Regions from separate parts of the Homo sapiens genome. Here region 2 is linked to region 1. A link is an interaction called in ENCODE POLR2A ChIA-PET data of the cell type or tissue named here. Cell type or tissue: MCF 10A. All regions are shown on one strand. Links, peaks and the distances in the headings refer to the core of each region. The heading gives the core; the rest is flanking DNA.

The links. Peaks named below come from ENCODE experiments on the same cell type or tissue, not always from the same donor. Only the 100,000 strongest peaks of a DNase experiment are listed, where the experiment ranks them.
Region 2: POLR2A ChIA-PET joins it to region 1 with 43 read pairs; 26 of 35 experiments call an interaction of 5 or more read pairs at or near these places.

The regions. Positions count from the first base shown.
Region 1 is chr9:32,375,323-32,382,913 of GRCh38, reverse strand. No RefSeq gene overlaps it. Among named protein-coding and RNA genes, the nearest start is that of ACO1, 5.5 kb to the left of the region's middle. In MCF 10A, for the core only: CTCF peaks have their summits at 3,462 (motif pointing left) and 4,205 (motif pointing left); DNase peaks (open chromatin) are centred at 3,453 and 4,213.
Region 2 is chr9:32,575,912-32,583,502 of GRCh38, reverse strand. No RefSeq gene overlaps it. Among named protein-coding and RNA genes, the nearest start is that of NDUFB6, 6.5 kb to the right of the region's middle. In MCF 10A, for the core only: CTCF peaks have their summits at 1,799 (motif pointing left) and 3,571 (motif pointing right); DNase peaks (open chromatin) are centred at 1,782 and 3,592.

The sequences.
Region 1 (7,591 bases), core at 1,473-6,472:
TATATGTTTCTCCATTTGCTGAGTTTTTCTTCATCTATTTTCTCAGTATGCAGACTGCCTGCCACTTCTAGCTGAAGCCTGCTATGTCTCTGTCATTGGTCTTAGTTAACTTTCTGACCTTCACACTCTTGATTTGCAGCCATATGTGGCAACCCCACCTGGATATTCCAAAGGTGTCTGTATTAGACCGTTCTCACGCTGCTGTAAAGAACCCTGAGACTGGGTAATTCATAGGGAAGGAGGTTTAATTGGCTCACAGTTCTGCATGCTGGGGAGGCTTCAGGAAGCTTACAATTATGGCAGAAGGGGAAGCAGGTATGTCTTACCTGGCAGCAGGCAAGAGAGTGTCCTCTGAATGCACAGTGGTCCTCCTGAATGCTTTGAGGGGACCTTAGAATCCCTAAATTTTTCACTGAATATATGTCTTCATACCAGAGAAAATTTGAAATAAACGTTTTGTTCCTCTTTAAGAAAAAAAGAGTTAAATTCATAACAAGGAGAGGCAGGTCTTAGCCTCATCTTGGCTCCCGGTAAATATCCAACGGCTCTCCCCTGATGCCCTCTTCCCACCACACCTGCTATACGTTTAATTTTCGTGCTCTCTTAATTACTGCCTAAGGGCCTGATCCCTGAGCTGCCTTCCCAGGGAACAAGAATCCTCTGGGCAGCTGCTTACAGTTTCTCTCAGTATAGCTAATAATAAAAATCATCCCCATGATCCAATCACCTCCTTCCCTCCACAGGTGGGGATTACAAACCATATCAGTGCCTGTCATTCATCACATCTAAAATGGGAATTTAGTGTCTTCTCTAACCATCTGTCTCTCCCCTCCTATCCATTTAGTTTCTTTTTCATCCTAATCCTGCATCCCGAATTTGTATTTCATGATCTGCTGAGAAAGCTAAATGTTTAAGGGGTATATTGCCATGGCATATTACTACGCTCTCACAGGGTCCACCTAACAAATATTTCTGTCACGATATAAAAGGTTCTGCTAATGGCCCAGCTGAGGGCATATACTCTAGGGACCTTCAGAGAGGATGCCACCCAAGCATGTAACTGCTCAGGCACCCCAGCTGTGCTCTGGTGGGGGGCAGAGGCAGAAGGACCTTCATTTGAAGTAACAGTATTGTTTTAGCAGCCTTACCTGCTAGAAGGCTCTGCTGCTATAAGAAGAACCATGAAGATTCTGCCAGAGACCTGTTGAGCTCTGAGGAATGCCTCATCATATTCCACACCGATTTCAGTTACTTGTATATGCTGGACTTCCTCAGTTTATTGAAAGGTCCTAGGAACTATACCCAACTAACTTTGTATCATGCTTTACAATTTATACTGCATTTTCACATACATGTCATTTAATAGGAAGGGAGAGGTGTAAGAGAAAAAGTCAAGCATAACGCTTCTCAAACCTTGGGGTACATTGAAAACATGCGTGCCTGTGTTGTGCTCTTAGGAGGCTGAGTTTGATGTGGGTGGTCAAAAGACCATGCTTTGAGAAACACCAATGGTAGTTCTCCGAATCTGGGTGTTTCTCAGATTTACCATAGGGCACTGATAAAAATATAGCCTCCTGTATCCTCTGCCTCCTAGAATGTCTGATTCATTAGGTCAGGGTGGGGGTCTGTGTTCAGATTCTGAATACGCTACATTTTTACCACAGGTGATTCTGCTGTAGCATGTCCCCAGATTGGCACCAAAGACCTGTTACCTAGAAATATACACTCCATGAGGGCAGGGGCCCATGTCAGTTTGTTCATCATCCCTAACATGGAGTCTGGTGCATAGTAGGTGCTCAATACAAGTTTGTTGACTGACTTACTGTCAGTGTCTTTCTATTGCTTACCCTTTGCTCTCTGTTGGCCTTTGCGCTGTTCAGAGTCCTCTAGAGTGGCACGGAGGGAAGACATCTGTTTGGCAATGAATGAAGTATAAAATGGTCCTCCTGAATGCTTTGAGGGGACTTTAGAATCCCTAAATTTTTCACTGAATATATGTCTTCATACTAGAGAAAATTTGAAATAAATGTTTTGTTCCTCTTAAAATCAAAGTTATATTCATAACAAGGAGAGGCAGGTCTTAGCCTCATCTTGGTTCCCGGTAAATAGCCAACTGCTCTCCCCTGATGCCCTCTTCTCACCACACCTGCTATACGCTTAATTTGCATGCTCTCTTAATTACTGCCTAAGGGCCTGATCCCTGAACTGCCTTCCCAGGGAACAAGAATCCTCTGGGCAGCTGCTTACAGTTAAGCACCATTCCTCTCAATATAGCTAATAATAAAAATCTTCACAACCGCCTGTTGATGCTGGTAACATTGTTATTGCCATAGTTTCACAGATGAGGAAACTGAGATTCAGAGTAGTTACACAGAATGCTTCAGTCATGAAACTTAAAGGGTGATCCTGGGGTTTTAGAGAAGGCTGGCCTCACTCCATAGCTTGTGCTTTTAAGCATTATGCAACAAAATCATCAGATACCCTGAAGCTGTAAATTATTTGTTCTTTGCAGAAGAGGGACTTAAATGTTCTAGAGAAAAGATTTGTTCTATCACCATATAGGCTGGAATTCCTTATTCACGTATTTCCAGGGCTTGTTCTCCCTGATGATAGCACAGAGATCCCTGCTGCAGCCATGTAATGTAGGGACACCTGGGTAAAGAGAGTCCTCATTCTGGGGGATGGAGGTGTTGGAAATCAGGGGCAGCTTGAGTATGAATTCCAGGATTGGTACATAATTCCTAGGTGTCTAGTACCATCTTTCACATGTGTTAATTTGCTGGATACTTTTTGAGTACTTTGTGTTATATATTTTTCAGAAGGGAGAGGGAAGTACTCTGCAGGATTGGTCCTTTAAATTATTTAGGTATACACAAAATAAAACATTTTTTTCAAGAAAATAATTTGGTAATGTTGACAAATGAGAGTAAAAATAAAAATTTGTCACTAATTTGACTCATTTCTAATTCCAGTTTATGATGAGATTACTTCCACATGTCAGTTTAAGTGCTTTTTAAATTTTCTTCTTGAGACAGGATTTTTCTCTGTTGCCCAGGCTGGAGTGCAGTGGCAGGATCACGGCTCAATGCAGCCTCGACCTCCTGGGCTCAAGCAATCCTCCTACCTCAGCCTCCTGAGTAGCTGGGACCAAAGGTGTGTGCCACCACACTCAGCTAATTTTAAAATTTTTTATAGAGGTGGGATCTCCTCATGTTGCCCAGGCTGGTCTCAAACTTCTGAGCTCAAGCAATCCTCCTGCCTCGACCTCCCAAAGTGCTGGGATTACAGGTGTGAACCACTGTGCCTGGCTCTAAGTGCTTTTTAAAATGGAAAATCCTCTTTCCCTCCTCCCTTGCCCCATCCTTGGTGGGAGGAAACAGCAAACATTTCGTCTGTTCCAAGTTCATCCTTCAAAGTACCATGCAGATTAACTTAACCAGATGATGGTGAGCTACTGCCCTCTGTTGATGAGTGTGTGGTAAACACATTGTCAAACAGAAAAAGCTGAGAGGATGGTTAGCATTAAGAGAAAAAACAATTGGGCGACAGAGTGAGAACTTGTCTCAAAGAGAGACGGAGAATAAGTATTAAGAAGACATAAATGGATTAAGAAAGCTACCTTTTGTTCCTTAATTTCACATTTACTGACTGTCCTAGAAGTTAGAGAGCAGAAACTTAATCAGTCCACAAACTGGCTCTGCTAAGAGCTTGGTGTGATGAGTCCAAAAATGACTATGATTAATTCTTACTCTGAGGGACCTGAGAACTTATTGTTTTATTATTTTCCCACAGCTTTACTGATATTATTTTAATGTTTGCCCACGATAGTACAGCATTCATCTTTCACATATCAAAATCTAATGTTAATTGTTATTTTTTATCTTTTTTTCCCCAGATAATTCCAGGTTCTTACAACCTTCTAACTTCATGTACCCTCCTTTTGATTTCTATGCCATTGTTATCTTGTATTTTATAGTCACACATTGTAACTCTTGAAGGCATTATTATTTCTGTTTATAGGGTCAATATTTGTTTAGATTCAAGCATACTTTTACCATTTTTGTTGACTGCTTCTTAGTAGTTCCTCTCCTCCCTTCTCCCATACTTGGTGGGAGGAAACGACAACAGACGACACAGAAAGATACATTTGTCTGTTACAAGTCCATCCTTGAAAGTACCATGCAGGCTAACTAAACCAATGATGGTGAGCTACTGCCCTCTGTTGATGAGTATGTGGCAAACACATTGCTAGCCGTAAAAAGCTGAGAGGATGGTTAGCATTAGGAGAATCAATAATTGGGTGACAGAGAGTGAGACCTTGTCTCAAGAAAAGACAGAATAAGTATTAAGAAGAAAACATTTTCTACTGGTGATAAATATTCTCAGGCTTCATTTGTTGTGAAATGTCTTTATTTTACTGTCTTTATTTTTTATTTATTTATTTTTGAGACGAGTCTCGCTCTGTTGCCCAGGCAAAAGAGTGCAATCTGGGCTAACTGCAACCTCTGCCTCTGGGTTCAAGTGATTCTCGTGCCTCAGCCTCCCGAGTAGCTGGGACCATCGGCGCCCACCACCATGCCCAACTAATTTTTGTATTTTTAGTGGAGACGGGGTTTCACCGTGTTGGCCAGGCTGTCTCGAACTCCTGACCTCAGGTGATCCACCTGCCTCGGCCTCCCAAAGTGCTAGGGCCCTCACTCTGTCACCCAGGCTGTAAGGCAGTGGCACGAACACAGTCCATTGCCACCTTGACTTCCCAGGGTCAGGCAATCCTTCCACCTCAGCCTCCTGAATAGCTGGGACTACAGGCATGCACTACCATGCCTGAATAATTTTTAATTTTTTTTATAGAGACAGGGTCTTACTATATTGTCCAGGCTGGTCTGGAACTCCTGAGCTCAAGCGATCCTCCGGCCTCAGCCTCCTAGAGTGCTGGGATTATAGGCATGAGCCACCGTGCCCAGCCTACTGTCTTTGTTGAATAACATTTTTTCTGGATATTAAATATTGGATTGGCAGTTATTTTTTTCCAGCATTTAAAAGTATCAGTCCAGGCCAGTCACGGTGGCTCATGTGTATAATCCCAGCACTTTGGGAAGCTGAGGTGGGAAGATCACTTGAGCCCAGGAGTTCCAGGCAAGCCTGGGCAACATGGTGAGACTCTATCTCTAAAAATTTTTTTTAAAAAATTAGCCAGGCGTGGTGGGATGTGCACAGTCTCAGCTACTCAGGAGGCTGAGGTGAGAGAATCTCTTGAACCTAGAAGATCGAGGCTGCAGTGATCCCTGTTCTTGCTTGCCACTTGCACTCCGCCTGAGTGACAGAATGAGACTCTACCTGAAAAAAACAACAACAAAAAAATCAAGCCATGTCTTCTGGCTTTGCTAGCTTTTGTTGGAAAGTTCATTGTCAGTCTAAATCTTCCTGTTCTCAAAGTAATGTTTCTTTTCTCTGGCTACTTTTACAATCTTCTATTGTCTTTTGTTTTCACCAGTTTGAGTTTTCTATACTTTTATTCTTTTCTGAGATTCATAGGACTTTCTGAATCTATAGCTTAATGTATTTCAGCATTGTTGCAAAAAAATTAATTATTGTCTTTTAAATGTTGCTTCTGTCCTATTCTCTGTCTCTTTTCCTTTTGGAATTATAATTTCACATATGTTAGACTGTCTTACTATAACCTTTATGTCTCCTATGTTTTCCATTCTTTAGTCTCTGTCATTCATTCTGGGTATTTCTTGTTGACATGTCTTTTTGTTACTATAAAAGCAGTGGATTCTCCAATCTCACTTTTCCTCATCTACAAAGCAGATTCACTATGCTAAGCATTCCATCTGGGCCCCTGCCTATTTCGTCTGTGGGATTTAGTGGCAAGGGGAACTAATGCAATCTTATTTTCATGCTACTTGTTACGCATGTAGTGAAGTACTTTATCTCTGACCCAAGAGCCTCATGTCTTCTGCCAACATCCATGAAGCAATAACAGGCTAAGTTACTAGCTTGTATATAGGGTAAAATCCCAGACCCTGACAGTTTGGGTGACAAGATAGGGTGCTGGCTGAGGTGTGCCTTTCTGGAAGACCCCATGGGCTGTGTTAGTAGGACCCAGTAGCAAATGCCCTCACCAAAGTGGGGAGCAAGGGGGAAAGTACATTTCTCTCACTCTCCTGCCTGTTAATGAATGTTTACAGGCTAAGCAAGAGGCAAGGTTGAAACAATCTTCCCAAATGGTACTTTGATTGTGCTCACTCTCCTCAGGAACAGGAAGAAGGGACTTTATATGACAATTAGGCCGCAAAAGTGGGGAAGCCAAAAGTGGCTGTATCTGATTGGTCAAGGAGTCCCCCCAAAGCTTAAATAATGATGTCATCTGTAAGTAGATACAGCTTCAGGTGGACCAAAGCCAGATGTTCACTTGAATGAGCCCAACCTGCTGGTAGCTGCTTGAAATGGAAAGCTGATGCAAACTGGCTTACTGGCCTGAAACTGCTCTTTCCCTCTGCACTTCCTGACCCTTCCTTTCCCCTGTACCCCAGCCTCAACTGCTTTAAGGAAAATGCTGAGTATGCGGGGGAACTGAAAGGAGGGGAGGAACTCAAATATTTTTAGCTCTGTTGAATATAGGTGCCCAAGTCATAATCCTTCCCAGTCTCATGAATGGAGAGGGTGCTGGGCACAAGGATATCTAAAGGTACTGAGGATTGTAGGGTGCAAGGGAATTTACCCTGAGCCTGGTTGGGAGAGACAAAGGATAAGAAAAGCCATCTTCTCCCCTCATCTGCATCCCCCTTCCAGCAGCTATTGTTACAGTCCTGTTATGCCTGTTAGACTTCTTGGTCCATATTTCTATAGGGCAGTGTTTTTCAACCAGGGTCATTTTGTCCTCTCCTCCCACCCAGGGGACATGTGACAATGTCTGGAGACTTTTTTTTTTTTTTTTTTTGAGACAGAGTTTCATTCTTGTCGCCCAGGCTGGAGTGCAATGGCACGATCTTGGCACACTGCAACCTCCACCTCCTGGGTTCAAGTGATTCTCCTGCCTCAGCCTCCCAAGTAGCTGGGATTATAGGCACCAGCCACCATGCCCAGCTAATTTTTGTTATATAATTATTATTATTTTTTTAGTAGAGATGGGGTTTCTCCATGTCGGCCAGGCTGTTCTCGAACTCCTGACCTCAGGTAATCTGCCTGCCTTGGCCTCCCAAAGTGTTGGGATTACAGGCGTGAGCCACTGTGGTGGGCCTGGAGACATTTTTGATAGTCACAACTGAGCCGGGGGACGATGTGGGGGGTGTTCTACTGGCATCTAGTTGGTAAAGCAGGGATACTGCTAAGTTTCCTACAGTGCTTGGGAACCCCCAGACAAAGAATTAACCACTCCTAAATGTCAAGAATGAACCTCTGCCATGGGGGAAAATGTGCTCCAAATTCAACTGATGGGGTTTGGGCAACATTTTTTCCATGTGGGAGGAAAATTAACGTGACCTTGTAGGACCTTTAGGGCCAATCCAACGTACTGTTTGCTGTGTCTTTCACTGATGAATGTATAATTGGTGTTCATGTTGTACGTGCTTGTGTTGTGAATCCTCAT
Region 2 (7,591 bases), core at 1,063-6,062, 200 kb before region 1:
GAAGAGCTGATCTGCTTCATAGCACCCTCCAAGTTGCGATAGTAATAAAATATTAGAACAATTAAAAGTCATAATAAATGCTTTTCCATTTGGCCTATTTATTACCTCACCTACTAAAGGAAGTGTCATGTGAAGTGTGCTACGAGGTGACTGTCTTCACTACCTCCCTACATCTGAACGACTATGAAACCTTTATTCATATAAAGTGCCAGAACATTACAGGGCCTCCTCTTGGCTCCCACATAATTGTAAACACTCATACGGTTTGGGTATTTGGTTATAAGGTGGTTATCCAAGTGATCTAGAATATACTCACGCCAGAGTTTTAAAATCATCATTGAAATGAAAACACAAAGTTCAGAAACTTTTGCAGAGAACTCGAGGGCTCCTGTGTTACAAAGTTAGTGATTTTAATCAGTTGCTCTTTCCTTTGTTTTGTTTTGCTTTTGTTTCTGAGACGGAGTCTAGCTGTCGCCCAGGCTGGAGTGCAGTGGCGCGATCTCGGCTCACTGCCAGCTCCGCCTCCCGGGTTCACGCCATTCTCCTGCCTCAGCCTCCCGAGTAGCTGGGACTACAGGCGCCCACCACCACGCCCGGCTAATTTTTTTGTATTTTTAGTAGAGATGGGGTTTCACCGTGTTAGCCAGGATGGTCTCGATTTCTTAACCTCGTGATCCGCCCCCCTCGGCCTCCCAAAGTGCTGGGATTACAGGCGTGAGCCACTGCGCCGGGCCAATCAGTTGCTCTTTCTGAAGAGAGTTTCACTGGCACCGCACCACTTGCCACTGAGAGCGCTGGGGTCCAACTAGAAGTCAAATTTGAGCAAATGAATATTGTTTTAGACTACTAAATGTTTAAGACGTCAGACAAGTGATTCTGCTCTACTAATATCAGAAGGATAAGAAGACAGTGGTAGTCAAGCCCATTGTGCTCCCCAGATGGAAACTAATATTCAACTAAAGGTGCAGCTCAAAACTCCGTCTCTGGTACACTGTGTGTGACCGTCTGCCCTATAAGTAGCAAACTCCACCATGAATTGCTGATGCCATTAGTTTCTGTGTATCTCCAAAACACTGACCAGAAAATTCCACAGTAGGGATTTGTAAGAGAATGCCCTCGCTTGTGCATCTTCACAGATTTTTCTGATCAACATGAGCAAGTTTGCCTCCTTGTCCCCTTGAAAATAATAATGTCTTGTGTGGTTGGGTGAAGCTATATATATATATATTTTTTGTTTTGTTTTGTTTTGTTTTGTTTTTGCTAAAAAAAGAATCTTACAGGGAGATAAAGGGATTTCTGGAGGAATTAATTTTTTTTTCAATTATGTGGGACAAATGGTGCTTAAAATGAAGATAGGACAAAGGCTCTTAAATTTTTGACTGAACAATGGAAAGGGAACTTGGATGTGGAACTCCCATCTCCATTCCTGGTTGCAGACTCAGTCTGACGGGGAGGTCTTGCACTCAAAGCTGTCTTCTCTCCACAGCCTCTGAAATCCACGGCCTGTGTGCCCCAATTAGTACACTCTGCCAGGGGACAAATGAAGCACCCTACTGGCTTTTAAAAACATAGCTGGAGGTGTAGACCCTTATTAGACAGATCCAAAGTTTAAGACATAACCTTACTGACAGAAGACACCTCCTCATCTTATTTCCTGGCCCCATCTCTTCCCTGCCCACTGTGCTTTAGCTCCTTTGAGTTTTGTGGGCTGGTTACTGAGGCCTTAGATAAAATGCAATTTACCTGTATTTCTAATTTTTCAGCAAGTTAGAGTGCCCTCTGGTGGGAATGTCTCCAGTAGTTACCCAGGTCTTGCAGACTATCTGAATTTGTGAGTCCACATTTTCTGCTTGTGCTAAGCTGAACACGGTCTCTCACTGCTCCCTTTTTATTCAACTCAGCCTCATGAGTTTCACAGCCAGAGATAAGTGAGAAAGGATGGAAATGTGGTCATCAGTAGCCAGTGGTATATTTTTCTAAGCAATATTGATTTTATTTATGTTTATTTTCAAATGTGGTAGTGGTGGGGAGTGGGGAGGATGTAGTAATTTCCCAGAGTAAGCCAGAATGATGGTTCCAAATTCAAGAAATACTAAATGTATTTAACTCCACTCGCAAAGGAAACATTTGGGTTATCAAATGACTCATTGTGTAACTAAGTGTCCTGTTTTTAAAAGTTTTTCTCTCTCTCTTTCCTGCCCGTTCCTTGTCTTGCCTTTAACAATGAGATAATAGTCTTTGCTCTCACTCTTTCTCCCAGGCACCCCTTTGCACAGTGTTTCCCTTATCTAATTACGTGTTTGTTTAGAAGTTCCAGAGACTAAATCTTAAAGCAATTCAGTCTACTGTGGGATTCTCCCCCACCTGGAGATTACTTCAAGGCTGCAGTTAATTTGCAACCTGGCTGTCCCAGAGATGGCACTAGCCCACACACCAGATGGGGCAACAGCTCAAGATAGTCATCAGAACAAGTCACATAGGCTGACCCCTATCACCACTCCTGCATGCCCATCATACCAAACTCCCCTTTAGCCTTTACCCTTGACCTAGAAAGCTGAAACGGTTTCTTTAAGGCACTAGCTTTGGCCATTTTTCCACTGCTAGCTCTGGAATAAAGTAACTTTCCTTTAGCTGTAGTTCATCTTTGTTATTGGCTTTGCAAGTGGTGAGCAGCTGAGCCTGCACTCGGTAACAATTGGGAACCTAAATATAGTATTTCCTGTGATGTTTAAGCACTCAGGGGCTTACTCTCCCTTTAGTATCAATTGTTCAGATCTCACCATAACAAAGTTGAGAGTTCCAATGTAAGTAGTTTGCAAAATTTTAGTCCAAAATGTAATAAGACAGACTGAGGATTAGTAATAGTTTAAATACACAGTTTAGTTACTACTTCAAGGCATTTTTTTTTGGTGGGGGGTGGGGGGGCGGGTCTTAGTATGTTGCCTAGGCTGGTCTCGAACTCCTGGGCTTACAGAATCCTCCTGTCTCAGCCTCCCAAAGCAATGAGATTAGCCACTGTGCCCAGCCTCAAGGCATAATTAAAAAATTTTTTTATTTAGAATATTTTTAAATATTTACAAAATAGTATATGAGAGACTATAATAAGCCCCCATTTAGCTATCAGATAGCTTCAACAGTTGCCAACTTATTACTAGTCTTATTTCTCTATGCCTTCTTCCTCCTTTCTCAATTATTCAGAAGTAAACTTCAGACCTCTTACCCTTTCATCTATAAATATTTCAGAAGAGATCTCTAAGAGATTAGAACTTCCTTTCAAAAATATAACCACAAATCATCATACACAAAAAAATTAATGACAATTCCCTAATATATCGAGGTAATGTTTAAATTTCCCTCTGTCTCTTTTAATCTATGGATTCTCCTCTCTCTCCTTTCTTTTTACTCAATATATTTTATAAGAAACCGAATCACTTATATGCAGTTCCTACAATCTAGATTTATCTCAATGTATCATTTTGGTGTTGTATAAGGAGCTCCTCTGTTATTAAATAACTAGTTAGATCTAGAAACTTGATCAGATTCAGGTTCAATGTTTGGCAAGGCAACTTCACAGGCAATGAGGCAGCTTTCCACCAGGAGGCGCAGTTGGTCCCTTTTTGAGATGTTTGCAGCTATTGACGGATAAACCACTGCATTGATTTATTAATAAACTTTAACAGTTGCAAAATGGTGATATTCTAACTGTGCCATCCCCTTTTCTTTCATTAGCTTTTTAATGATTCTTTGAAGAAATTTCCCCTCATGAATCATTTTATTACTTTAAGATGCAATTTGTATAGAGAGCCTAGAAAAATGCTTGATTTTTTTTCCTTGCCAGTTTTCAAAACGAGTTAGTTCTTCTGAAGAATAGAGAGGAAAAACAAATTCAGTTTCTCACACTATAGTCTCACAACCCACTTCTGACACCAGAAGCAGGGGTGTTCTCCTCCCCTCCCCGTCCCCTGACCAGCCGACCTCAAGCAAGCAATCAATTCTGCAGGAGACACTAGCTGGGTGTCCTCTAATTCAATTCAGTTCTGACACTAACTACCTGGAGACAGTGTTGCAGGACAGAGAAATATGTTACAGGAAAGAGGTCCCAATCCAGACCCGAGAGAGGGTTCTTGGATCTCGTGCAAGAAAGAATTCAGGGCAAGTTCGCAGTGCAAAGTGAAAGGAAGTTTATTAAGAAAGTAAAGGAATAAAAGAATGGCTATTCCATAGTCAGAGCAACCCTGAGGGCTGCTGGTTGCCCATTTTTAATGGCTATTTCTTGATGATATGCTAAACAAGGGGTGGATTATTCATGCCTCCCCTTTGTAGACCATATAGGGTAACTTCCTGACGTTGCTATGGCATTTGTCAACCGTCATGGTGCTGGTGGGAGTGTCCAGTAAGGATGACCAGAGGTCAGTCTTGTCGCTATTTTGGTTTTGGTGGATTTTGGCCCACTCCTTTACTGCAACCTGTTTTATCACCAAGGTCTTTATGACCTGTATTTTGTGCTGATCTTCCATTTCATCCTGTGACTTAGAATGCCTTAACCATCTGGGAATGCAGCCCAGTGGGTTTCAGCCTCATTTTACCCAGCTATTTGAGATGGAGTTGCTCTGATTCACACACCTTTGACAATAGCATCAGAACCCACAGGTTGAGGGCTCAGCCCCACAAGAGTTCTTCCCACTTCAGATCTGAAGTAACAAGTTCTCACCCATATTTCTGTCCAATCGGCTATAAATTGGGTTTCTATGACCGCCCTGCTCTGGCTTTATTAATTTGTTCGGACAATTCACAGAACTCAGGAAAACACGTTTTCTGGCTTATTATTGTAAAAGATATTACAAAGGCTACAGAAGAACAGTCAGATGGAACAGGTGCACACAGCAAGGTATGTGGGAAGGGGTGTGGAGTTTCCATGCCGTCTCTGCCACCCTCCAGGAACCTCCATATGTTCAGCTATCCAGTCTTTTTGGATTTTTATGGAAGCTTCATTACACAGGCATGACTGATTAAATTATTGGCCATTGGTAATGAACTCAACCTTCAGGCCCTCTCTCCTCACCAAAAGTTGAGGTGTTGGGGCTGGAAGCCCCAACCCTGTAATTATGCCTTATTGTTTCCAGTGACCAATTCTTATCCTGAGGCTATCCAGGGAAAGCCAGTCATGAATCATTAGCATACAAAAAGACACATCACTTTGGAGATTCCAAGGATTTTAGAAGCTATGTGCCAGGAAATGGGAAGAAGACCAAATATCTGTTTTACAACATCACAGTTCCCTAACATCATCCAAAGGTGACAAGTGAGGTTTTAAAAAATCATTATGAATTCATGTATGTGAATATATTTGATATTTTTCAATCCACTGAAGTTATTATACTTGTCGATGCTCAAATTTTCCCATCTTTAACCAGTGGGAACCTATTTAAGTTGGCTCCCAAATCCTTTTGACATAACCCTACTGGCCTTTAAAACTTCCCTGCTTTCCGACATGATAAGATGTTCCAGGCTTTCTTTACGTTTCCTAATCCGACCCAGGCCTGGGGTTAGCCATTTTTCCAAGGCAGAGGTTCTCAAAGTTTGGCCCAGGTCCTCTTAAGAGTCCCTGTGATCCTTTTATGGGGTCCGTGATGTCAAGATTATTTTCATAGTAAGAGTTATCACTCAGTATCCATGTCCCCAAGGATACTGAGGGTCCCAGGACCCCTCTCAGATACCCAAATCCACAGATGCTCATCTCCCTTGATAAAAGAAAAACTGTAGACAAATTAAATTTAACAAAGTTTAATTGATCAAGGAAAAAGCAATTCGCAAATTGGGCCCTCAGAATCACAGCAAATTCAGAGAGTTATTTCTGCACAGTTGGAGAGATTTTAAGAATAGAAAAAGGAAACTGAAATACAAAAAAAAAAAAAAACACAACAGAAGTGAGGTACAGAAACAGCCAGATTGGTTACAGCTTGGCGTTTGCCTTATTTAGACCTGGTTTGGACAGTTGGCCACCTGTGAGTGGCTGAAGTATGGCTGCAGTGATTGACTGAGATGCAGCTATTGTTACAGAAGTATGTCTCCATTAGATTTTTCAGTTTGCTTATCTATTAAGTTAGGTTGCAATTCCTAAGTAAGAACTCCAGTATGCAAGTATGGAGACTTTCTCGGGCCAGATTTTAGTTTGGTTTAGCACCCTCATATAAAATGGGGTAGTATTTGCATATAACCTATGCACATCCTCACATATACTTTAAATCATCTCTAGGTTATGTAACTGAGTATCCCCATTTTTCTAAGAAAAAGAGAATGAGTTATTTTTTTTATTAGTTTTCTTCTTTTCTCTTCTGTTTCTTGCTATTCTCCACTTCCTACTAGCCCGTTTGAAATGCAATTATAACCTTTACCTCCCCTTCACCAGACACTCCCTACAGGGCAAGTTCATCTAACTTTGTACTCAGAAGCTCCAGAACAAACTCTCACCCACCAGGAGATTGCCTCAAGAGGTAACAGTCGATTTACAACCCAAAGTATACATGATGAGAAACTCTTTCCCACCGGGAAAGTTTTTGGCCATTTTAATAACTTATTTCTGCCCATGAAGATGCCAACTTGACTGCCTAGTAGATAAGGTGCCAAGCTAGCATGTGGACTTCCTACCCACTTGCTGTCTCCCCTGCCTTTCGAAAGTACCCACTTTCTGCTCCAAAAGTGGAGCAGTACCTTTGAGGCTGGAAGCCCATACTTCTTCCCCTAAGCTAGCTTTGGAATACAAAGTCACTTTCTTTATACCAGACCTCGCTCTTGTTAACTGGACTCTGCAAGTGTTGAGTGACTAAACCTGTGTTTCAGTTACAATTACTTATAATACCTAATACAATGTCAATACTCTGTCAATAGTTGTTAGGCTGTATTGTTTAAAATTCATATTACTTTTTATTGTTTTTTTTCCTGAATAGTTTCTATCTGTGGTTGGCTGAATATGTAATTGTGGAACCCACAGATACAGATGACTGACTGTTTGCCCTTTTTATTTTACCCTTATAAAGTCTCATTCTCTCACAAATATACATGGGGATTTTCAGAGGCTATACGATGTGTTACATTATGATTGAATGCAGAAGCAGTTATAACAATTCTGCTGTCATTTATGAAGCAAGACATTAAAGACATTTACAAAAATGTAAAACAATGGCACTCTTCTCACTAATTTTTTAATGAGTACATTGTTACTTTAAAATGTTTAATTTCTAATGCAGTAAACATCAATAGATTAACCCACATAAACAAAAGCTCTTTGGGATCTCCAACAATTTTTAAGAATTTGAAGAAGTCTTGGAAGCAAAACTTTTGAGAACTGCTGCTTCAAGCAGTCCTAGTTCCTTTCAGTGGAAAATGTACATGAGAGATCACAACCTAAGAACAAAAGATGCTCATGATTATTGGTTTGCCAATTTCTTTTAGGCCATTATCAACAGGTAGAGCTAAGACAAAATTATATACATTTTTAAAGATAAAATACAATATGAGTTCATACTGATTCTTCCTGTTCACAATTTGACTATAGGATTTTTACTTAAACACATACAATTTATATACATGT